2 separate regions of the Homo sapiens genome follow, and region 1 is linked to region 2. A link is an interaction called in ENCODE POLR2A ChIA-PET data of the cell type or tissue named here. Cell type or tissue: A673. All regions are shown on one strand.

The links. Peaks named below come from ENCODE experiments on the same cell type or tissue, not always from the same donor. Only the 100,000 strongest peaks of a DNase experiment are listed, where the experiment ranks them.
Region 1: POLR2A ChIA-PET joins it to region 2 with 8 read pairs; 2 of 35 experiments call an interaction of 5 or more read pairs at or near these places.

Annotation. Positions count from the first base shown.
Region 1 is chr20:9,619,901-9,622,400 of GRCh38, forward strand. All of the region lies in intron 3 of PAK5 (p21 (RAC1) activated kinase 5), which reads right to left. LOC101929348 (a long non-coding RNA gene) reads left to right here and starts at 107. Exons shown (of 3, transcript XR_244242.4): 1 at 107-191. In A673, no CTCF peak of the experiment used is centred here; no DNase peak of the experiment used is centred here.
Region 2 is chr20:10,663,501-10,666,000 of GRCh38, forward strand. JAG1 (jagged canonical Notch ligand 1) reads right to left here. Exons shown (of 26, transcript NM_000214.3): 3 at 463-514. Among named protein-coding and RNA genes, the nearest start is that of JAG1, 9.2 kb to the right of the region's middle. In A673, no CTCF peak of the experiment used is centred here; no DNase peak of the experiment used is centred here; H3K27ac peaks cover 409 bases.

The sequences.
Region 1 (2,500 bases), 1.0 Mb before region 2:
CAATCATTAGTGCTCTCAGCCAATCATCAGTACTCTCAGCCAATCATCAGATCACCTGAATTCTAGATTTTCCATCATCTCAGCCACCTTTTTTCACATGCAACTTGTTAAACGTTGTCCAAGGATGAGATGGAATGAAATGGACACCTTTAGTGTACAGATAACATGGACGGAAGTTCTGTTGTAACAAGGTGGGTACAGAAAGTGAGGGCAGAAATATGAATCAGCAACACTGCCCTCCACCACAGCCTTTATTTGCCCATTCACAACACTCTGTAATTAGAGCTAGATCACATGGACAATTATTTCCCCTTTGGAGTAAACATTCCTAGAAGGAAGGACTCATCCCTGATTTATTCAATGTTGTGTCCTCAGCACTGGGCTTGGTATTTGGCTGGCATTTGTTGAAACAAAGATCCTAAAAGGGAACAATGAAAATTTGAATTCAGGTCTCTTCAGAAGGATTGCGGAAAGCAGGAGGAGGATTCTGGGACCATCATGACCTAAACAATTCTCCCTCTCCTCCATGTTCAACTCCAGGGTGTCCACTTCTTTTGACCACATGGCGTCTGGGGCTGATGGGCAGTTGGACCAGCAAGGCTTGGGTGCTGAGGACATCTCAACAGAGAGAGCTTGTGGGCTTGCTTCCACCTGGATGGGGAAGAGGTTGCGCTCTAGCTGCTCATGGGTGGACAGCAGGCTCAGGTCCTGGGAAGAACATGGCTCACAGTGATATGGGGACCCAAGACCGTGAACTATGGCACCATGGATTTCCCAGCTCTGGAGATGTGGTGTTTAAAAGCTATACAGAGTCTCTGCCCTGGAGGTTGGGAGAGTCTGAGAGATGGTGGAGGAAGAGAGGGCTTCCTCCGTGCATCTCAATGGGGAATTGACAGTCTGCCTGCATGACGCCATCAGTCCCCAGGTGTAGTTTCCATTTTGTCTTCCTCTAATCATGGGACTACTACCACACAGAGAAAGAAAATAGCCAGAAAAAATATATATATATTAATATATTGTAACCAAAGGTATCCAGCAGCCAGAGAAAGAGAGAGAGAAAGAGAGAGAGAGAGAGAGAGAGAGAGAACAATGGCTCAGAACAGATTAAACTCTTACCCAACAAAACAGAGCTACCGGAAGAGACAGATGACAACTTGAATGTAAAAAGCAACAAGAGCATCTCTGTTGATTCAAGCACGACACAAAAGAGAGTGTCTGGAAATAGGCAATTCAAAGCATTGATTGAAGGAGAAGATGGTCACTGCTGAGACATGAGGTTTAGACTGACAAGTAGAAGAGATGTCTCAAAACCTATGCAAAAATATAAAGAGAGGAAAGTCATAGGGGAAAAAGAGACTTAACATGCAAAATAAGGGAGTGTCAGAAGAATAAAAAGGAACAGATGGCGGGCAGAATTTAACAAATAATAGATGATAATTTCCTTGAGCTAAGGACCTGAATAGACAGCTTAAAAAAATGTCATTAAGTTCAGGGCAGGACTGATTAAAAAAAAAAAAAAAAAAGACACACCTAGGCATATCCTGAAAAATTTTTCACTCTTAGAATAAAAAAAGTCTCTTACATATTTCCAGGAAAGAGAGAATATTAATGGGCTGATTTGAAAAAAAAAAAAAAAAATACTTATGTAGGCATATCCTAGAAAATTCCTTAATTCTAAGAATGAAAAAAACTCTTACATACTTCCAAGAAAGAATGAGAATACCAATGGGCTTATTATCTAAAAACCTGAAGTTTAAATAAGTACAGTCCTGCAGTTGACTTAGGTCTGAGTGTGGTGGCTGACGGGCAATGGCAGGCCACTCCTCCTGAGAACAGCCCACAGTTATCCAGAGAGTGCTCACAGCCTCATGCAGCGGGGCCTGCGGTGTTATGCCTTTCTTTGGGGATGGTCTCAGCTAATGACTTATTGAAAAATGGTAATAAAAGTCAGAATTGCTATCTCCAGGTGAGACAACCCCATGGTGCCATTGATACTCCATGGTCTCAGGCTCAGGCTAGACTGGAACTGAAACCACAGCTCTGTCCATAATATTCTTCAGCACTCTCCTGCCTACCTTATTCTGTCACGGGTGCCTCCTGAGACATCTCCCTCAGTAAGTCACTTGCAGAAGAATCCCCATCTGAGGTTCTGCTTCTAGCAAGCCCAGCCTGAAAGGAAAGGACTGGGAAACCTATACTCAACCACGATATAATTCACTCATTAGCAAAACCAAAACCAAATATATACGTGATTATATGTTAGATTTAAGAAAGCAAAACATGATCATATATTACAGTTATCTCTAACCATTTTGAGGTAATGCTAGGCAAGACTTTATCCAAATAACAGATGATCTAGATCTTCCCTTTCAATATGGTACCCACTAGACATATGTGACTATTTAAATTAAAATTAATTAAAATAAAATCAAATCAAAAATTCAATTCTGAGTCATCCTCAACATATTTCCAGAGCTCCATATCTCCATGTATCTGGTAG
Region 2 (2,500 bases):
CCCGGAGAGACTAGAAGCTCACCTGCCCACCAAGTGAAATTCAAGGTCGGTCTCTAGAGCCCAGCACCACCTTTATGGCTTTATCTTTCTGATGAGAGATTAAACACTCACTTAAAGTTTAAATGGACTTTTAAAAAGTCACTACTTTGATCCTTTAGCAGACTACAAGGTTTTAAAGTTGTAAAACCATTAAGATCTCTATCCCGAAGATAATCTAGGTTTCATAATCAGGGAATGAGTTAACTGGGATTCTGTTCTGGCCACTTAATATTCCAAGCAAAAATCCTAGAAAAGTTAAGGAATACATTCCACTGAAGGTTCACCCTGGGGTACAGGGGAGAACAGAAGGCAAGAGGTGGCAGAAATGCTAAGTACTAAGGAGACAGATCCAGCTCCAACTGGTTGGCCAAGCCCCACACTTCCACGTGTGTTTAGAGAAAAGTCCACAGAAGCGATACTTACGAACGGTGTCATTACTGGAATCCCACGCCTCCACAAGCAACGTATAGGACCTCTGCAAGACAAACAAACAATTTAGCAATTCAGAAACAGGGTCGACTTTCCAAAATCTCGTACATTCTTGGCCTCCCAGAATACCCCACCAAACAAAACCATAATGCCAAAATAAAAATTCTGTTGGTTGTTGCATTGAGTTCCTGGATGTTTAAATCCAAACCAACTCCCCTTCCTTTGTCAGCACTCTTCCCAGGTTGACAAATGACTCCTTTCACCTGGCAGGGACGCACTGGAGTCAACATGCATGCAGGCAGCTCAAAGTTGAGATCAGGAAATGCCACCTCACTATATGATATGAGAGTATTTAGCATATAGTTTCCCAAAACTTTCCAGACCCTGACCCTAGTGCATGAGGAAACACACACACACACACACACACACACACACACACACACAAAGAATTTATTCTAAGCTAACCTAACCAGGTATTTGTACCGAGGGGGTATTGCTAAGGTTACACTTTGGGCCCTGGTGAGGCAGTCTCTAGGGAGGCCCCCTTTTCCTTTTTAGAACCCCTTTGAAAACTCTGTCTATGTGAGACCATCCTGGCTCCCACAAGTATCGGGTAACTCTAGGAAACAGGAGGGGGTAGATGCAAAGTGACTCTGCAAGACAAAGAAGTCAACCTCACTTGGGCGGTGGAGTTGGGGGCAGATCCCAGGGAAGAAAGTACAAAGGGAGAAACAACCGCACACCCATGGGTTATATTTATTGATGAACTTATCTGTTAATAAGATCTAACATTCCAAGAATAATCAGAGTCTACTAACTAAACAAATTCCCTGGATACTGGCAAGATGCCAGCTGTTAAACTGAAGGCACCTTTTATCTTCCAAGCTTATCTCAGAATTCCACCTCCCCACCCCCAGCCAAACCTAAGCTATTAGCAAATTCCCTCCTTTTCTAAAATTTTCCTTCGTAATTTACAGTAAGGTCAGTCTCACAAAACACCAGCGTTTAAATGAAGCTTCTGCTATCTTGGCACTGAAGAAATGTACTCAAGGCAGGTGGGGTAGACAAGGAACATGAACTAGGTTATGAATCCCTGCTTTGCTGTGTCAGAAACCAAGCCATAGGAAATAGAAGCGTGTATAGATTAAATAATACCGTGCTGTGCCACCAGAAGCACACTGCTGCCAAGAGAAGAGAAAGCACCTATAAGATAAAGGAAAAAGAGAAAAAGGGAGGGTAAAAGGGAGTTTCATTCATAACTCAAGGCCAGCTTAGCGCTCTCAGAGTGACACAGCAGGTCATCTCTGAATATAAAAATATCTTGTGATAGACCCTGCCTTGGAATTCAGCCGAAATATGTTTCATACTCAAAGCAGAGTAGGATTCCATTTCGTTCACTGATAACTGTGGGAAAATGCTCAGAAAAGCAAGCAAAACCGGGCAAGCCAGGGCACATACCCAGCCCTCTCCTGTTAGTGGCCACAGGTCCAAATTCATTGCTGTTGTTACTATTTTATTAGCGAAAGTTATACCTTATTTACTGCCTCTTTAAGTTTCTTAGGACTTCCTGCAAATTACAGGACTCTTCCCTAAGAGCAGCAAGAAATTATATTTCTCTACTGATTTGAGGTAAGAGCACAGTCAAAATGAGGCCAGATGTGTGGCTGATTCTGTATAATTAAGCCCTTCATTTGCTGGTCACGTTGAGGCCCACGTCCTCCACTTCAACAGTATTGTTGTAATTAATCCTCTGATTAAATGCATTGATACCAGGAGTTTTGACAGACTTGCACAAGCGCTAAACACATAATACCCACAAACCCCACTGCAAGGGAAGGTGCCGGGACTGAGCTGGCATGGCAGTACTAACTCAGTTTAATACTCAAAGAGGAAAGCATCCTTAGGTCTTGCACAAGAACTTGGACGACCAAGCAGTCTACCAGGCTCATCCTCGCCAGAACTGGGAAAACCTCAGAAGTTGCTGACCGACATCACCCCACCTGGAGAGAAAAGAATTGCACACAGCCCTACG